4 separate regions of the Mus musculus genome follow, and all the other regions are linked to region 2. A link is a loop called in an ENCODE intact Hi-C map of the cell type or tissue named here. Cell type or tissue: left cerebral cortex. All regions are shown on one strand.

What was found. Peaks named below come from ENCODE experiments on the same cell type or tissue, not always from the same donor. Only the 100,000 strongest peaks of a DNase experiment are listed, where the experiment ranks them.
Region 1: a loop joins it to region 2, with 3 times the contacts of the local background. A loop is called at or near these places in 3 of 42 quality-filtered maps.
Region 3: a loop joins it to region 2, with 1.9 times the contacts of the local background. A loop is called at or near these places in 3 of 42 quality-filtered maps.
Region 4: a loop joins it to region 2, with 5 times the contacts of the local background. A loop is called at or near these places in 7 of 42 quality-filtered maps.

The regions. Positions count from the first base shown.
Region 1 is chr9:40,228,751-40,233,750 of GRCm38, forward strand. No RefSeq gene overlaps it. Among named protein-coding and RNA genes, the nearest start is that of Scn3b, 38 kb to the right of the region's middle. In left cerebral cortex, no CTCF peak of the experiment used is centred here; a DNase peak (open chromatin) is centred at 2,463.
Region 2 is chr9:40,580,938-40,585,937 of GRCm38, forward strand. No RefSeq gene overlaps it. Among named protein-coding and RNA genes, the nearest start is that of Gm48277, 26 kb to the left of the region's middle. In left cerebral cortex, a CTCF peak has its summit at 2,859 (motif pointing left); DNase peaks (open chromatin) are centred at 1,160 and 2,851; H3K4me3 peaks cover 296 bases; H3K27ac peaks cover 449 bases.
Region 3 is chr9:40,529,490-40,534,489 of GRCm38, forward strand. It overlaps a transcript of Gramd1b not described here. Among named protein-coding and RNA genes, the nearest start is that of Gm35177, 15 kb to the right of the region's middle. In left cerebral cortex, a CTCF peak has its summit at 2,072; DNase peaks (open chromatin) are centred at 1,181, 1,649 and 1,964; H3K4me3 peaks cover 1,633 bases; H3K27ac peaks cover 598 bases.
Region 4 is chr9:40,451,817-40,456,816 of GRCm38, forward strand. Gramd1b (GRAM domain containing 1B) reads right to left here and starts at 3,948. Exons shown (of 20, transcript NM_172768.2): 1 at 3,478-3,948. The coding sequence starts at 3,854. In left cerebral cortex, a CTCF peak has its summit at 551 (motif pointing right); DNase peaks (open chromatin) are centred at 3,007, 3,649, 3,973, 4,247 and 1 more place; H3K4me3 peaks cover 1,695 bases; H3K27ac peaks cover 694 bases.

The DNA of each region.
Region 1 (5,000 bases), 350 kb before region 2:
AAGCATGTTACAGATACTTCTGAGTGCTGGTCAGAAGAAATAAAATGATTATATGCACCCATGGAAAATTACATATACTAGCAAAATACTGAAAACAGTCAACTCTCCATCAATAATATAAGTATGTGAAAAATTAGAATCATAATCTGTAGCCCAGGCTAGCCTCAAATTCATGATCCTTTGTTGTGCCTCAGCAGCAGCCTGCGGCAGGGGTGTGTGGGGGGGGATTATAGTTACGTGCACTCTCTCCATGTTAGGTTCCTTTTTTCTTAAGGAGACAGACACCACAATGAGATTATAGGAAGTTCAAAGACAGTTATTTTAGGAACGGAGCTGTTTGAATAGGATAAGTGGCATAGGAGACACTGGTTGATGACCAAGCGTCCTGTGCCCTCAGCCCCAGGCTGTAGCACCACAGAGAAGGATGAGGTGAGTGGGCAGGGGAGGCAGCCACGGGGGCTGACATTTGCCATGTTGAACCAGCACAAAGGAGAGCAAATTGGGTAGCTGAGAACTGCCAGTCAATCAAAGTCAACCTTGTTTGAACAGAAAGAAAACAGCATTGGGAAACCGCCCAATTTAAACCAAGGGATCGTTTCAAGGCTTGAAATTAGACATGAAAAAGAAAAGCATGGTTTCAGCAAAGCCCAATTAAAGCATGAAAAATCCAATTTGGATCGAATTGGCAGGCCTGTCTCAGCACTGGGGCAAGATACTTATCTGGTCCAGGCGCCACCACCCAGAGACATCCATCTCCCCCTATCTGCCTCTCCTTCTCCAGCAAACACACTCCCTGGCCTTCCCTACAACACGTATGGTCCTAGCCCGCTTGCCAATCTTTTATTCCATCCATCCGTTGTCTAATGTGCTGATTCCTTTTATCTTGACACCTGCCCTGGTCCAGTCTTGTCTTGCAGTTGGATGAGTGATTACAGCAGCTGCAACAACTTTCAGGAATCTGCTGGCTTCAAACATCTGAAATTTCCTTTCTCATTGTTCTGGAGACTCGGTGCTCCAAACTAGTTTCACTGAAGTCCAGGAGTTGGCCCAGCCTCACTCTGGGGAACTGGAAGAAAATCCATTCCTAGCTCCTTCAAGGTTGGGGAACACCTGATACCCTAGACTTGTCCCTTAACCGCTACTTGTATAAGCTTGTTTGCTATGAGTCATCTCCCTTTCCCTCTGTCTCAGGAGACCTTGGTGGCATTTAGGAACCACCTGGATAACCCCTGGTAATCTGGGTAAAATACTTAATAACCTAAATTACCATATAAGGCAGAATCCACTTTTTTCCCGCATATGGCAATGTTCACTATTTCTAGGGATTGTTTGGTTCATTGGCGAGCCCATCGACCCGTCTGTCAAGTTTTCATACCCCAGAACTAAACAAACCCTGTTGGTAGAGTGGTGGCTGAGCTGGTGGTAGCTAGCGCTCAGAGGTAAAAGCACATATGTACACATGCAGGGGCCCAGGCCCAACTCCTAACTTCTCTCTTTCTCCTGTCAAGTCTTCTAGCAAACATCACTGGTCGCATTTTTGCCAATCCCCACATTCTATGACTGTTGGAATGCCTATCTACCACCTAGTCCAAGGCAGACTAACTCTTAAAGTTTAACAAGGCTTCTAACTGGTTCCTCTGCCTCCTTCCAATTGATATGACTGGGGAGAGCATCTAAACACCACTCTCGGGTGGTCACCTCCCTGCCAATTATCCAGTGGCTTCCCATCACATTTAAGACGAAGATCTCCTGTGTCTTCCTTGTTCTTCTGTGCTTTGCTCCCCATCCTCCAGTCATGCTAGCTGCCTACTGCTCACTCGGTTCCATGCTCCTGTCTCACAACCTGGCACCTTCTCTTCTCTCTCCAGGACTCACTTCCCCAGACGTTTCCTCAGGTTGTCCTTTGATCTCAAAGTCCCTGTATAGCTGTCACTTACTCAAAGAGACCTCTTTCTGATACCTGCTTTTAAAACGTCTTGCCGGGCAGTCATGGCCCATGCCTTTAATCCCAGAACTTGGGAGGCAGAGGGAGGCGGATTTCTGAGTTCGAGGCCAGCCTGGTCTACAGAGTAACTTCCAGGATAGCCAGGGCTACACAGAGAAACCCTGTCTCAAAACAAAAACAAACAAACGAACAAACAAACAAACAAAAACGTCATCTTGCCACACGTTAATACCCAACACTGAGTTGTGTATTGTATGTCCAAATGACTTTTTCCACACTATAATATTCATTTTCTGAGAACAGGACCAATAACATTCTGTTCAACACTGGACAGAGCAGGAACATGCTAAACACTGTTGAGTGGATAAATGAATGAGTGAGTGAGTGAGTGACAGATCCTAGAGTGTGGGCGGTAAGGATTTGAAAGCAAAGCTCTTTCAGGGGACCTTCCTCCATTCTCCCAACCACAATCCCAAGTAAATATAGCTGTACTTTCTTCTCAGCTTGAACATCTCCACCTGCTCTAACGCAATGTTAGAGCTGCAGAGGCAGGGACAGCAGCCACCCCCATCTCAGCTTTCTGATCAGCCTTCTGGGGATGTGGGCAGGGTGGCCAGCAAGCAGAAAAGGCTAAAAGAACGGAGCCAATGAGTGAGTGAGTGCTGGGGGCAGGGAACCACTCTGTCATGCAAATATTAGACATTAAAACAAAAAGTGAGTGTTGTCAAATTAGGATTCTCTGTACGTTTTTAGCGGAAAAGCTGCACTTGATAGGTACCTGAGGCTGCTGGCCTTCCATGAGCCCGCATGGCGTCCAAGCTCAAACAGCATCTTACATTTTAGTCACCTCACCACCCTCCAAAGGAATATGCATTTGCTCTGTCATCAGTAAAAATCCACATGCAGAAATGTCATAATATCAATAAGCAGCTGGAATTTCAGAGACACGCATCAACTTGAATTTCAAATGAGTATTTCTATCTACTTGCATTGGTCACTTTTCCTTGCTATGACATAATGCCTGAGGAAATCAACTTAAAGGAAGTAAGAGTTATTTTGGTTCATGGTTTCAAAAGTTTCAATCCATAGCTGCTGGCTCCACTGCTAATGGACTTGCGGTGAGGCAGACCGTTGGTGATGGGAGGATGTGACAATGGAGGTTGCTCACCTCATACCAGAAGGGAACCTCAGAGAGTGACAGGTCAGGGAAGGAGATACAATCTTTAAAGGAATGTCCTTAGTGACCTATTAGGCTCCACCTCCTAGTTTCTACCATGTCCCAATAATGCTATCACATTATGAATCTATCAATTATAAATCCATTGAGTAGCTCAGAGCCCTCACTAATCATTTTCCCAAACCCCACTTTTGATCATTGTATTAAGGACAAAGACATCAACACATAATGTTCTGAGGGGTCATTCCATGCCTAAACCATAACAGGATTCTTCATGAGTACCTTACTGGGCATCTGTTTCCTTATCCATAGAATCAGGATAAACTAAGCACATGTCTGTAGTCCTGTCCCTCAGTCAAGGCCAAATGACAAAACTGTCTCAAAACACTGAATGTCTGCTGTTGCCCAGTAATACAGTGCTGTTCTAGCATGAGGGAAGCCCTAGGTTCAATCCCTAGTATGGCTAAGTAAATATAGTGATAATGATTATATCTTAAGAATATAACAACTAAATGTTCTAGCCCACCACAGGACAGGACTATCATAAATATCCTCTTGGCATTTTTTCTGTTTTATTGGGTTCTTATACCTCTATCTCCCTTCTAGCCACCCTCCCTCCCAACTCTTGGTAGGAAAAAAAGAAGGTTAGATATTGTTCAGTCAATAAAATAGACTGATCTGGGGCATTGAGTTCCTTTGGGGCAAGTCCAATCTTTGCAGTCAGGGTACCTCCAACTTCCTCTTGTCAAACCATAACAAACAGCAATGGGGAGAAGCAGCGTTTATGGAGTGCCCCGGCTCTCTTGGGACTCTGGCATTTATACCCTTTCCAGAGTCCCCAGAATTAAACTACCTACAATTGGCAATTATCATGCCCTAACTAGTGCATGAGGCAAATCACAATCACCTACTGTGAAGCAGCCTCTTATCCCACACTGAGGATTGAAACCAAAACATATTCCCATAACATGACCGGAATTTTAAAGAAGCCAATATTCTCACTACAACATCCTTAGTCAACTTTTAAATGGAATGGGGAGGGCACAGAGGTGAGAGCGATGACTGACAGCTACCACATTCACTCTGCAGCAGGTCTGGCACTGCAGTATGATCAATCTGTCTCAGAAGTTTTGGGATGAGATAACAACAGCAGCAACGACTTGCACTTTGTGGGGAAGGGAATTGAGCCTAGAAGGACTTGTTGATTCAACCAGAATCACACAGTTAGTCTGCGGCAAAACCAGAGCTGGGACCCTGATCCCAGACTCCTGGGATCTTGATGCACAGCTGGTTCTAGGTGATTCTGACAGTCTCGTTGCTTTTAAGACCTCACACTTCTTCCATAGCTCCAGGACAGCTGTATAACACACTCCTCTAGGGAGACACTCCCCTAGCAGGGAGCAGACCTGGTTAATTCTCTGAGTCTCACTACTCAGTCCAACGGATTTAATCACAGGTGCCACTGCAGAAAGGGTTAATCTAAGCACCAGTGGATGTTGGTGGTCTTATTTCCCACCCTTATGCTTTGGGGTGGTGTGGGTTAGTGTTACCAAAAGAAATTATCAATTTTTGTTCATCAAAAGTACAAATATCAGGAATAGAAAGATGGCTCAGCAGTTAGAGCTGAATGCTCTGCCAGAGGTCCTGAGTTCAATTCCCAGCAACCACAGGATGGCTCACAACCATCTGTAATGGGATCTGATGACGTCTTCTGATGTGTCTGAAGAAAGCAATAGTGTACTCATATACATAAAATAAATAAGTCCTTTTTTTAAAAGTGCGAATATCAGCAGTTACATTTAAGAGTTCAGCCTTAGTAACAGTGATTTTGTGAAAAGCAAGAATAATATCTAACTTTCAGTTAATGCCTCTATGTGC
Region 2 (5,000 bases):
AGATGGCTCAGTGGTTAAGAGCACTGACTGCTCTTCCATAGGTCCAGAGTTCAAATTCCAGCAACCACATGATAGCTCACAACCATCTGTAATGAGATCTAATGCCCTCTTCTGGTGTGTCTGAAGACAGCTACAGTGTACTAATATATAATAAATAAATCTTTAAAAAATAATAATTATTATTATAATATAATTACATCATTCCTCCCTTTCTTTGGCTTCCCCCAAACACTCTCATATACTCCACCTTACTCTCTTTTAAATTCATGGCCTCTATTTTCATTGATTGTTAAAATATGCATGCATCTATGTATACATATGCATATATACTCCTAAATATGACCGGCTCAGTGTGTATGATGCTACTTTATGTATGTTTTCAGGGCTGACCATTGGATGTCATTGGATAACCAATTGGTGTGCTCCTCCTCCCTGGGGAAGGCTGCTTCTCCCACCCTCAGCGTTCCTCAGTTGCCTGTAGCTCTTTGTGTAGGTTGGGGTCTCGCGGGCTTTTCCCTATCCACTTGGCATGTCTACAGTTGGTGTTCTGGTTCCCCTCATCTTTGGGCTCTCCTGTTGGTGAAACTTTACGGGTATACTTTCTGACATTGCTACAGACAGCCTCGCAGCAAACTCTCCTTGGGCCACAGTCTGAAGTCTGCATGGTGTCTTCAGAAATAGGGATTTGCCTTTCCCATCTTGGGGCACAGCCAGGAGCGATGACAATAGTTTGTGTGGCTTGTGAGTCTCTTGGACAACACCATTCAAAAGCTCAAGAGAAGGCTTCCTATGTGAGGACTGGAGGTTTTATTGGGTGGTCTTTAGTTCTCAGGGGCTCATTGTCCACCCAAAGAAGAACATTTTCCTTGTATTATCTATGTATATTAATACGCAGGCTTGTGTGTGATGTTAGGTGGGGCTTTAGGGGAACAGTTAATATAATGACTCATGATTTTCTCAGACATCCTTCCTCTTATTTACTCTCTTCTTCCTCATTTATCTCCCTACCCTTCCTAATCTGAGCCCACCCCTCCCCCACCACTTCCTTGAGCAGATCACTTGTACCCTTCTTAGTCCCCGCTACTGTTCCCAACCCCCTACACTTAAACAGTTTTAAGTCCCCTTGAGCCCTTGCTGCCACCAGAAGGATTTCACTGAGAGTCCTTCCTCCTTCCTTAGTCACCTCCTGTGGTCGCTTGAATGACAATGGTTCCCCAAGGGCTCACAGGAAGTGGCACTATTAGGGGTGTGGCCTTGTTAGAGGAAGTGTGTCAATGGAGGTGGGCTTGGAGGTTTTAGATGTAGCAAGGCCCAGGAGCTCGCTCTCTCTTCCTACTCTCTTCCTCAACCTCTCCTGCTCTCTTCCCTAATCAAAATCCCCACCCGAAAGCTCCCATACACTAATTACGTACAACAACCTAAGTGCTCCTGCTCCTTCAACGCGCCAAGAGCCAGGCCCTTCACGGGCCCAGATAACCACCAGAGTACTCTGCCAACACACTGTGCTAGAGAATGCCTCGACGAACTCATTCAAATCAAAGTTTTAGAGATCGGGAGAGATGGTTTAGTCGGTAAAGTATTTAAGGATTGCATTTTCATTTTCATTTATTTTTATAATTACATTATGGCTCCAAACTCAATAACTGAAAGTAGATTCTGTGGAGCTTTTGAATGTATTCACAGATTCTCTAATGCACCTTCAAAAGAGGGCCGGACTGGGAAGATAGCTCTCTAGGAAAAGGGTCTGGTTATGTGCATAAGGGCCTGATTATGAGCCTAGAACCCAGATTTTTAAAAAGGTGGGTGTGGCTTAAAAATCCCGTGGCTGGGGAGGCAGAGGCAGGAAGATCCCTGGAGTTCACTGGCCACCTAGCAAGCCTAGCATATACAGTGAGCTCTAGAATTGTAAGGAACCCTGTCTCAAATGATAAAAGGTGGGTGAGGGGACTGATGGGGGCAGGGGAGGACAGGACAGCACCTGAAGAATGACACCCAAGGTTGACATCTGGCCTACATCTGCACCTGCTCACATGCACGTTTTAAGTTCACTTCTTTAAAAATTCCTATCTCACTTTAGTGCTCAGCAACCGCCTGCGGCTGGTGACCAGTGTCCGGGACAGTGTAGACAGCAGAAGGTTCTGCAGGACAGCACATAGCTAAACCTAAAAGGCACTTTCTCCTCCTTCTTTCTTAGCATCTCCTGCAGCCCGCTGCAGTGAAAGGCTCTTTCCACCACTGGGACTTTTATATTTAATTCTGTCAGCTCTTTCCAGTGGGCAGAACCTTTGGGGAGCCTCAAGTTCAGATCTCGGGGCAGGTATTCTGGTCCTTTCCACTCGGGAAAATGCTGGTTAGTGATGAGGGAGTTGGGGGTGGATAGAAGGTATGTAGAGGCAGCATGCTAAGACTGTAGAAGTTGACTTTTGTCGCCACCTATCACTTTAAAAACCTTAAGAACGATTCTTTTACTTGGTTTCAATCCCTAACTGGAACGATTCTGCTTGGGTTCAGTCCTCAATTGGAATCACTGAAAAGGATCCTTCAGGGATGTTTTCCAAAGGGAAAGACTGATGCTCTGCTGTGACCAATGTAATTTTTGCTTCTGCTGGCACGATACAGCGCTCCCTCCCGAAAGAGGGATGAGGTCTCCTCTGAGGACACCCACAGTGCAAAGACACGCGTGGGGAAGAGCTCTGATTACTGCCCAGTACCAGCTGCTACCTCCCTCTGCTCCTTTCCTCAGATGCTCAGGTCAGGTTCTGCTTGGGAAGATCAGTGTTTCTGTTGTCAGAAGCCCAAGCTGACCCATTTCCCTAGGCTCCCAGGGGAGGCCAAGACTCAGTGATGGCGCCATCTGCTGACTGGTTCTCGTGTTGCAGCCCTAGGCCGCTGCCTCAACATCACCTAGGAACTTGCTCAAGATGCTGGTGCTCTGACTCCACTCCAGACTTTATGAGCCGAAAGCTGAAGATGGATGATCCTGGCTGCCGCACCTCCACTAGCAATTCGGACGAGCCTAATGTTCACTAAAGCTTGGGAATCACAGACCTAGTGGATACAATACCACCATTTATCCATTCAAGTCAAGAATTAATAATAAACATTTACATAATGATACAAAAGAGAGCCGAATAGACACATAGGCGCACACACATGAGTCTACACATAAATGCACATGGAGTATACAATGGCTTGCTTCGCCTATGTCTGAGAAATAAGGGCAGGACCTTCCTTATTTTAGGCTGAAGACGGGCCCAGGACCACACACCTGGGAAACAGCTACATCAGATTTTTGCATGTCAAGGCCTGGGCATCTTCACCTTCCCATTCCCTTAACTTTGTCTAGAGGCAATCTGAGAGAAGCAATTCCTAAATCAGCATTTCCTTTTCCTCGATAACCCTAGCTTGGGCCACTAGCATGTCTTGAGTGTCTTGAGTTAAATGTTTGCAGACATGAACTGAATGCTCTAATAAACATTTTGCATTTCTCCAGGCTAGGTTGTCCTTGAGATGGGCAAATTAACAGATGAACCCCCCCCATCAAAGATCAAACTACATAAGATTGCCAGCAACTTCTTGAGAACAACTGTATTAATATCAGTCTATTATCCGTAAGTGTGACAAAGTACTTGGATAAATCAATTTCAAGGAGAAACGGTTTGTTTTGACTGCTGATGTCAGAGGTCTCTGTCCAGGGGCTCTGGACTACTTTGTTTTGGCCCTGTGGTATAGCAGAACAAATTACAAGGAAATGTGTGGTGAAGCAAAATGGCTCATCCCACAGTGAACAGAAGACAAAGGGAAGGAGAGGAAAGGTCCACACACCTACTTCCTCCAAGGAGACCTCTCCCCTAAAGTTCCCACCACCTCCCAATAACACCATCAAATTAGGACCCCACCATGGGATAATGCATCCACGTGTTCAGAGGACTGCTGACTGACTTGATAAATCTGTTTTCTTACATAACTCGGGACCTGCACTCCTCACAGTAAGCTTGGCCCTCCCACATCAACCATTAATCAAGAAAATGCCCCCACAAATGTCTAGAGGCAATCTGAGAGAAGCAATTCCTAAATCAGCAGTTCCCTCTCCTCGATGGCCCCAGCTTGGGCCACCAGCATGTGTCTTGAGTTAAATGTTTGCAGACATGACCTGAATGCTCGAATAAACATTTTGCATTTCTCCAAAGTCTGGTAATTGGAAGGTAGAAAGGAAAAGAACAGCACTCCCCGCTCCTCCCAGCAGTCAGTGCAATGGAATTCTGTTGTCATCTTCTCTAGTGCCGGTGGTACCTTGTGGATTGCTGATCCAACTCCCAACTTTTACCCACCTCCCTCTCTGGGTCAATACATCCCTTATGATCCTTACCCAAGTGCTGCCGAGTTACTCCTCAGAGGGCCTTTGCTGGTTATTACCACTCTATCCAGTGTGCCTCACTGACTGAGGTTCAAAACCTGGTTGCAACCATCCCAGCCGTAGAGGCACAAATGGATCTGAAAGGTCTGCTTGGTTGTTCAGTTGCCTCCAGTCACTTCCAAGTAATTTTGTAATTTACAGTCAAATCTACCAATCCTAAGTGGTTGTCCATCTCATACTTGTGAATCAGCACATTTGCTTTCCTTATGAAAATCCATATGAAGAACAACCTTGGACCACTTGGTGAGGTATAGTCTGAGCAAGTGTGGTGCATGGTGGGATTGGAGCGCGTTAAGGTGTTTGATCCAGGTATCCTCATTCATAGTGCAGGAAACACACCAATGATGGATCAGATCACATGCAGGGACAGCTCACATAAGAGTTTGTGGCTTCCTCTACCTGGGTCAGAGATGGGGCATAGGTTTGTGTGTCCTTTCATTTCATAGGTCCTTGCATCGAGGCAGCCAGGCTTCAACTTAAATCCCAATGTCTTTTGGTCTCCTTTATTAGAGTTGTCCCCTCCCGAGATTATATTCACAGGTCTCTCAAGGCAGTTTCATGAGTAGAAAGTCATCTCATATAC
Region 3 (5,000 bases), 51 kb before region 2:
GATGACTGCCTCCAAATCAGCAAAAGGCAACTTTAAAAAAGACCTGTGAAGCCATGGGGCTGGCCTGGATAGGATATTAGGTACACATAAGAGACATGATCTTCAAGTGAGGGACACTGGTGAGAGGCACAGTTGGAAAAGGGCGAATACATGTTCCCCTCAACCAGAGAACAAGATTAGAGTGCTCAGTGAGAATCCACAGGCCTATGCTTTGCCATCCAATCTTATAAATGCTGGGTGGGAGGTATTTTTGTATTATGATGCTTTCCAAAGAGCTTCTGTATCAGATTAGAGCCGAAGAGGGCCCTGGAGGAGGAGACAGAAATGCAGCATTTTCAATATTGAATGTCCGGAATTTACATGGAGGGGCTCTAGCTAAGATCTGCGCACACACACACACACACACACACACACACACACCCCGCCTGAAAAAGCCCCAATGCAGGAATGTGGCCTTGTTGGTGTTGACAAGAGCTAGCTCAGCCCCCTGCACCAATTTCTTTGTTTTTGCCTGGAGTGGTGGGAGGTTTGCATCTGCTGCTGTCATGAAAACATTTGCTTTTCATTTTTACAAGCCTTTAGAAAATTATTTTTTGGGGGAAAAATATCTAGGGAATCTTCCAAGCATATGTAACATGAACAGTCCTGGACCTGCAGTTGAGCTCTCTATGACAAACACAATCCGAATCACAACCTGAGTGCATGCAATCCACTCTTTGGTCCTCTGCTTCCTTGAAGGCACAGGCACCCTCTTGAGGAGCTGTGTGGAGAAAGATGTTTCTCCAGGATTGTGCTTGGCTGATGGGTTCAAATAAGCCTGGACCTTACCAACTTTATTCTACCAACAGCACCTTCTCATCTGCACAAGCCACAGTCGTACTTCTCCTGGAAGGAGTCGGGACTCCATGAATTCCTGGGTCTAAGTCAATGGACCCTTCCATTGTCAAGCCTTCCACCTCCACCCCATAAAGGAATTAGAAAAACTGAAGTGCCCCCAGTCTCAGTAGCTCCCCTTTGGTGGGTACTTTGTAGTTCTACCAAGTCTTGAACTCGAGTCGTGCTGGAGCAGTGAGTGTGAGCTGGATTGGGGTGAGGGGAGGAGGCAGGGATGGGCTCTGCCCAGAACAAGGAAAGCCAGTGTCCCCAATTTCAAAACTTTTGCCAGAAACGTAGGAAGACACAGATACAATCTCCAAGTCTTCCTTTCTCCACATGCTCTGTGCACATCTCCAACACTGAATGAAGAAAGAAGCCAGCTGGCCACCTCCGGAAGTTGATGAAGGCGACCTATCTTAGTGGTTTTCTGAAGACACCAACTCTGGGTGTTTGGACATCACAGCCGGACCACAATCCATGCTAATAGCTTTACCATGCCCTCTGGCAACTTTGAAGCTGGACTAAGAAAGCTGGGGATCGAACAATTCCGCCCCCCCCCCTCCTTCACCCAGTTCCAGAGGGCTCCCCCAACATCATCAGTCTGGCTCCCAGGTGCATGCATCCTGGGATTCCCGTAGGTTCACAAGTTCTTACCTAGGTCTGTTAGGAAAGCTGTTCATGTGGACCCCAGGGCTGGGCGCGTAGCGGTCAGCAGCGTCCGGGACACACCAGCTGCTGGCTACTGCTCAGCACATCTCCCCGTGGGCCTGGCTTTGCAAACAGGAGAGCCAGTCCCATCTGGAGCAGGGGAGCAGTAGAGCGCAGCCTTTGGACTCCCGACCAATGCGTTCGATCCAGTCGGAGATACCTCCGGTAGGTGAGCGTGGAGGCAGGTTCAGGGTCCCCCTGCGCCCTGGGACAGCTTTGGAAGCGATGAGGGCGGGGACGCGCGGCGCGAGCTAGTGGAGCTCCCCTGCCAGCGCGCTCTCGGCTCCCGCCGTCTGGGTGGCTAGGTGTTACCGCAGCGCGATCCCTCTTTCTATATATATCCACAGCCCCCTCCCAGAGCGCAGCGCGTTGGCTCAGTGTCGTCCCGGACTGCACCTAGGTGGTTTCCGCTCTCCCGCCTCTGTCCCTCTCCGCTCTTCTCCCGCTCTCTTCTCTCTCCTCCCCTTGCTCCCCCTCTGCAGGAGAAGTCTGGATTCTCCCCGTTATTGCCTTGCTCCTGACACTTAGTACTGCAGTGGAACTCCGCACAGGACCAGGCGGTTCCTTTAAAACCAACTGCTGGGTTCAAATCAGAGCATCAACTTGGTGCAGAAACCAACGCCAGAAGTGCCATTGTCCTGTGGTTAGGAGGAGATGGCAGCCTCTCTTGGAAACGGATGACAGTATTTCATGGAAAGGGTGCTACGAAGAAGCATAGCAGAAGTCCACAGGTTACCTGTGGGATCTTCAGGACAGTGTGGCACCCTGGCTGACTAGTATTAAAATCAAAGTATTGAAGCCAAGGAGTTAAGTTGAAAGCTCTCAATGAACACAATAAGAAAACGGAAGTTCAGAGAGTGTCATTGACTGCCAGGAACATACACCTAGCTGGAAAAGTCCAACCTGAGTTTTACCATTGTCGGAGGCACCCACATTCCCACCCCTGAAAAAGAATGGGCTTATCTGGGGCTAAGTGTGAATGTGACCCTGGCGGTCCCCGTGCAAAATCTGCCCTCTGGGAGCTGTCTGAACCTATATGGTTGATGGGTTAACATGGTCACTCACCAAAGCCATTTCTAATTACCTCCATCCCTTCTTCCAAGACGTCCGGGAAGGATGACAGACACCCAAGGTGAAGCGACTTCCAAGAGTGAAATGACAAGCCACTTCCGGTTCCAGGCCTTAGGACACCCAGCTAACAAGATGGGTTTCAGAAAATCTCCATTGTCCACTCGTTATTTTCCACCCGTCCCTCCACCCCTCAAGTCATCCTGACCATCCTCTAACACAAATATTGTCATATTATCCACAAAAGAGAGTACACCCCATTTGCTTCTGAAAAGTACCCCCTGGCAGCATGAGCTCATCAGCAAACCTCTCCATCTGCAGCCCTAATTTCTCTTTATTGGAAGATGCTATCTCCGGCAGAAACCTCTTGCTCACAAACATCCCTCTTGGGCAGTAACCTGAAATCCCTCAGGTCTGTGTATCTGGTTTTGATTATGATCCTATGGAAACACTAGCCAAGTTGATCTCTTTAGAGAAAGTTTGACAACTGCTCCACCATTATGGACACTGTGATAACTCACAGAATAAGGAAACCTCCCCTGAATTACACTATACACCAAGAGCCACGCCATTTTCACCTATGGCCTTTGAGATGCAGGGCACAGGATAGGAAATTGAACTCTGAGCTTCAAATGGAGGAGTTGATCTATAGGATCCCCGGATTCCTGGCTCAACTAGTTTATGGCTGTGGCTGTGGATATAGGACACACGAGGAGATCAAGACACAGGAGAACATACGTCTCACTTCTGGGAATTTAAAGGGAAATCCTCGTGAATAATATATTACTGTTAACCTCTTTCTCACCCTGCACAAGCTCCTTAACTTGGCCAAGTCTCATAGGACTCATAAGGTTAACACTGCAACGGTAGGTCATCCGGCACATGGTAAATGGAGAATACATTTTATTCCCTTCCTCCTCTTTCTTAGCTACTCAAAAGCTCTCTCCTATAGAGGTATCCCCACCTCAGCACAATCGCCCACAGTCCTGTTTATCTTCTCCTTAAGATCTTGTTTAATTTAATTTAATTCTGGTTAATTTAAATGCATATTGTTTAAACATTAATTTATTTTTAAGATTTATTTATTTATTTTATGTATATGAGTACATTGTACATATGAGTACATTGTAGCTGTGTGGATGGTTGTGAGCCTTCATGTGGCAGTTGGGAATTGAATTTAGGACCTCTGCTCGCTCATGTCAAGCCTGCTCACTCAGTCCCTGCTTGCTCTGGCCCAAAGATATATTTTTGATTATTATAAATAAGTACACTGTAGCTGTCTTCAGACACACCAGAAGAGGGTGTCAGATCTCATTACAGGTGGTGGTGAGCCACCATGTGGTTGCTGGAATTTGAACTCAGGATCTTCGGAAGAGCATTCAGTGCTCTTGCCCACTGAGCCATCTCGCCAGCCCTTAAATGCTTATTTTACACATTCTGTTTCTTGTTCAGCAAAAATAAACTAGTCACGTTATTGTTGTTGTTGTTGTTGTTGTTGTTGTTGTTGTTGTCATCGTCTTATGGTGTCGGGGTTCTGACTTAGAGCCTCGCCCATGCTAGGCAAGTACTTGTGCGCTGAGCTGTGTCTCCAGCCCTTGTTCCATACATAACAGGGAGGCAGAACACTCCTATTCTAATACACTTGCATTTATTTTATCTACATCTGAATCCCCATGTTTTACCCTGCAGACACAGCCATCACCCTAGCTGTGTTTCTCTAGGAGGTCTAAAGAGTATGGAAGTCAGCTTCCTGGTTTTTACAGCCCAGAGCAGACTTGCATGCACTGATAAAGCTAGAGAAGCAGTTGGCCCCTTGTTTCTTTGTCTTTGCAGAGTGAAATATTTTTCGACATCTGTTCTATGGAGTGTTTTTTTTTTCAGTATTAATAGATGGCACTCAAGCAAATGGTACTACAACTGATCGAGTTTGAGAAATCATGAGTTAAGTACACTTCAGCCTTCCCTGCTTTGGTGCAGGGCCTGTCTTAGAGGGCTTTGGGCTGTATAGGATTGTGGATAGAAGCATGGATAGAAGTGGCTGTGTCTCACTGAACATTATCTCATCTCCATTTCTCAGTAGCTGCAGGATATTGGACAAGCTGCTTACCCTCTTATGCTTCAGTTCTTTCAATTTTAAAATCAACACGATTATACTGGATAGAAACATGATTTGTCTCAAATCCCTTACAGCGAGCAAACACTCAAAAATTCTAGTAGTCACGGGGCTAGAGAGAGGGCTCAGCAATAGAGAGCACTCACTGCTCTTGCAAGGGACCCAGGTTGGGTTCCCAGCGCCCAGATGCCTGTTCATAACTGTTACTCCAGTCCTAGGAGACCTAACACCATCC
Region 4 (5,000 bases), 130 kb before region 2:
GGAGCTTATGGGTGCTAACTAAAGGGAATGGCTGTGTGAGAGTCTCTCTCTCTCTCTCTCTCTCTGTGTCTGTCTCTGTCTCTGTCTCTGTCTCTCTCTCTCTGTCTGTCTCTCTCTGTCTGTCTGTCTCTCTCTCTCTCTCTCTCTCTCTCTCTGTGTGTGTGTGTGTGTGTGTGTGTGTGTGTGTTTGCGCACGCTGATAAAAGGTGTTTTAAAATTAACTGTGGGGATGCATGTACACGTCTATCACTACAAAAATTGGATTAAATACTTCTTTTCATCCTGGTATTAAATATCAGGTATTAATTATCCTACAGGTCGTAGTACGTCTGCAAGTCCTCTATTGCTGATGTAGACTCTGAGCTTCAAACCCAGGAGATTGCAGGTTGTGTGGCAGCTAAATCATATTTCAATAAATCTATCTTATAAACCTCAGCTCTGGAGCTATCTCCCCCTCCCCTAAAAATTTCTCAGACTTGTGAATAAGGAGGATTTCACTTCAGAAAGAGGAAATAGACTTACTCGTTACTGGCATTTCTTCAGTGAACATCTATGGGTCACCACAAGAGGGCAGGTACCAGACAGTGAAAACACAGGATGGACAAGGGTGGGCGCATAGGCCACGGTCGTGTTGTTTTGTCTGAGTTTGGCTCTGATTTTGTATTGGTTATTTTGTGTGTAGAGGGTACAGCATCAATTAGCCAAGACTGGTCTCAAATTCACTATATAGGCAAGGATCGCCTACATTCCCAGACCAGTCTGCCCTTTTGTACATACACAGTTGGCCTTCTGTATCTCCAAGTTCTGTATCTCCAGATTCAATGGATTACAGATAGAAAGAACGCAGGAAAACTATACTGACTAGGTTTAGACTTTATTTTAGACTAGATTCCCACTAGATGTTTATTTTAGTTCAGGCTGGCCCTATGTTACCAATCATCCTGTTTCAGCCCTCCCTAGTGCACAAATTACAGACGTGCACCTCTATGCACATACAAAACAGACTTCATGTCCTTATCCTTGTTCTTTAAATAATACTGTACAGCAATCTTCAGATAGCATTTGCATGATGCTAGGTATTAGAAGTTACCTAGAGAGGATTTAAAGTGTATGAGAGCATGGGCCATCAAGATGGATCGATCAGTGGACAAAGACACTTGCTACTGAGCCTAAAGGACTTGAGTTTAAGTCCTGGAATCTGCATGGTATGAGGAGAAAATCAATTCCTGAAGGTTATCCTCTGACCTCCACACACTCACACACTCACACTCACAAACACACACACACACACACACACACACAGAGAGAGAGAGAGAGAGAAAGAGAGAGAGGGAGAGAGGGAGAGAGAGAGAGAGAAAAATGAAAAATTACATCTGTGGGAAAATATGTATGGGTTGAGCAAATAATATGCCACTTTCTATAAGCAACTTGGTGACCTCAGAGCGACCTGGACCCAACCTCCAGTCTCCATGGATACCAGAGGATGAGCCCAGCCTCCATGGATACCAGAGGATGAGCAGATGCTCATTTTCTTCCAACCCAATAAACAAGCACATAAAAGAACTGTCTTAAGTCATACTCAGGAGGTAAAATAAACTTCCTCTTTCCAATACCATCCTCCCCACTTCAACAACAACAAAAACTATCCTACCATACCTTTAAACAACTCTCAAGATCAGAACCATTTTCCTTACATTTCCTCGGTTCCACCAGCCTCCATTACCCAGCAGTGCAAGACTATCTCCATGTTGTTGTCTGTACTTGTGCCTCTTTCAGGGTCTCTCACATTTGAGGGAAAAGTACCTGAGTCACAGTTTAGTTTGAGATTAGCCCCCACCAGTCCTCACTTTCCCTTGCCCTGTCAAAAGGGAAACAGGGTGGCGTGCCTGAAGAGAAAAACCTGTTGCCCCCAAGGTCCATAGCTGGGAGAACATGTGCAGCCATTGCAATCAGGAAAGACCTCCTGCTTACCCCAGCCCAGGCCCTCAGTACCTCCACAAAGACACATCACATGCTTGTTTCTGTTGATTCTGGCCACGTTGTTCCCTAAGTCCATCATATGCACCTGACCTCATGCTCATGTCACTGTTTTCTTTTGTTTTGTTTTTTTTCCTAGCTTCATTTGTCATCATTTGAGCCCCTCTCTCCTCGGCCTTTTCCTACATCTCCAAGGTTACCTTTTCTTGTACAGTGACTACAGATGACAGAGTGTAAATCTTCCAATGGCTCCATCACTTCCGTGTGAATGAAACTCGCATGTCTCAGCTGCTTCCGTTATATGGTTAGTTGGTTCGGATTTGGCTTGGCTTGGCTTGGTTTCATTTAGGTTTGGGGTTTTTAAGAGGTCAACCTTTCCGTGTAACCTCCATGTATCTCAGACCCCAAGGATCCTCCTCCTCTTCTTCCTGAGTTCTAGGCCTACAAGCAGGTGCCACACAGCTTTATTTATTTATTTTATGTTGGAAGTGCTAGGGGCACCTGTATGCTAGGCAAACTTTTTAAAAGTGTCCTATCAAGCTTAGCTTCCACACCCCTTCATACCCTGGAGACCCCCTCAAGATCCCCACACTTGCTGGTGTCACTTTTGAGCTTTTGAGACCCACTCAATAAGTGATAATGAACGAAAGTGAAATGATAGGGTGAATGAACTCCCATTAGTTACCACCAGCAGCAATAACAGCAACACCCCGCCCCCTCTAATAGTACAGACCTCTGCTAATGGTCATACCCCGAGTCCAGAAGTAAATTGAAGAGGGGACATGGTATCCATGAGTAGCGGGGACTCCATGCCACCATGGGCAACTTCCTGAAGCAACACACACACACATTACCCTGTGAGCTTCATGCTAGTTCTTGAATGTGAACAGCAAACATCTCCCTAGCAAAACTGAAGCTGGCACGGTGATCGATCGTGAGATGTGTCCGTGATGTGGTAGAAAATGTGAATACGTCACCTCTCCATAGGCAACATGGACCTGTACCAGCAGGGTAGTGTAGGAAAAAGAAAATGACAAAAAGTGAAATGGGATTCGGAAGTCCATGTGGAGGCGTCACTTAAACTTCTGTCACTAGTCTCCCGACACCTCCACCTGTACAATGGAATCATAGCCTAATACTATCTACCTAATTTCTCCAAATTCCATCCTCAGGTGAAGCCCTCACCACAGACAGTAGTCTGCGCACAGTAAGGGCTTAAGAGATAATAAAAGATAACACTGTATTGGCCATTTTGCTGTGAGGGTCAAGAAATGAAACGCAGCATGAACCTATGTCAAACACATCAAGTAATGTAAAGTCCCTAGTTCTAGGCTGTGTGGTAGCCCTGGTGCCCTGGCAGTGCCTGAAGACGCCAAGGTGACGCGATAAGCTCCTTCTTTGATCCCGGAAGTTTCCACCAGAATGCCCTAGGGTCCTAGACCGCCCTGGGGAGGGGCGAGAGGTTCAGGGGAAGACTGCTGGAGAGAAACTGGAACCTACCTGCTTTCACTGCATTCTTTCCGCTCCCTCACCCTCAGCCACTTGCGGAGCAGGAAGCGTTTTCGGCGCGGGGACGCACTGGGTGTGGAGCAGTTGGACCACGGGGTGTCCTCGTCGCTGGAGGGCGTAATCTCAATGGACGGCAGTTGCAGGAACTCCTTGCCGGGGGCCAGGACGCCGGGTAGGTCCGGGGCTACCAACCCCGCCTCCAGGCTCTGCTCCTGCACGTTCTTCATCCGGCGCATCTTAAAGCGCCGGCGGCGAAGCGTGGGGGTGGACGAGCTGGACCACACCGCGCTGCCCTCGGGTGCGCCCTGAGGTTCTGGCACCTGCAGGGCGGGCAGCTGCAGGTTCTCCATCATGTTGGCCGCCGGCATCGGGGTCCCTGGCCGCTGCTCCGTGCCCTCCGCCTGCAGCCTGGCTCGAGGCTTCCTCTCTCGGCTCCCTACCCTGGGGCCCGTGGCACTATCCCCTCTCACGTTCAGCGGGAGGCTCGAGCCTGCCAGTAGATCAAGTTCCTTTTCCTGGAGCGCCGCGAGGAGGGGACTGAAGGGGACGCCGCCTCCTGCGGTCTAGAACTTTAAGAAGCGCGCTTCCTCGCTCAGTCCGACGAGGGAAGAGGCGACCCGGGACGCAGTGACAGTCGCCTGCCAAGCTTTGCCACCCGGCTGCCCTCCTGGGGCTCCCCTTCGCGTGCCCGTGTGTTTGTCTTCCGCTGCGCCCGCTTGCTCGCTTGCTCTCTCTGCCGGTGTCTTTGCCTTAGCGGGACTCGGCGGCCCCGGACCCCAGGGAACTGCGCAGCAAACTCTCAGTGGTTTGCGTTCAGCCGACTGCGTTGGGGAGCCGGCTTGGCGCTGCAGGAGAGTGGAGGACTGGAAGAAGAGGCGGTGGTAGGAGGGAGAGGAAAGAGAGAGAGAGAGAGAGAGAGAGCAAGGGAGACACTAGATAAAAACAAAAAAAGGTGGAGTAGGTGGAGGGGGGTGGGGGCTGAGGAGGGAGTGGGTTGCTAGCCTGAAAGGACACGCACAGGCAGCGACAGCCAGCGACAGCCTTGTAACTGTACACGGAATCCCTTGGGGAGGGACTATACCTCCGAGTCAAGGCTGCTCCAATCAGCCTAATGAAATAGGAGCACAATCCAAACTTTCTCAAGGCAACGATTGGCTAAGCAGCTCTGGTTAGCAAACTCCCTGTTTTTTTTTCCCCTGGGGGAGGGGAATCAATGGATTTAGCCCTCCCTCGCAGACCACCCAAGATACAGGGTTGAAGGAAAACTGGGTGACTTTTCAGCCAAATCTCTCTCCTAAGAAATGCGCGTTCTCCGAGTTGTTTGGAGTGCTGACCAGGAAGACAGGGCATACATAATCAGAAGGAAAATGGAAAGTTCCTGGAGGCTGCTTCCAAAATGGCAAGCTGGGAAGAAAAGACAGTTCTGTAGAATAAGCTGAGGACACCAGACACGGACACAAAGACACACGATAGGGTGGAAAGACACAGGACACACAGGACCATTAAGGGAAAGA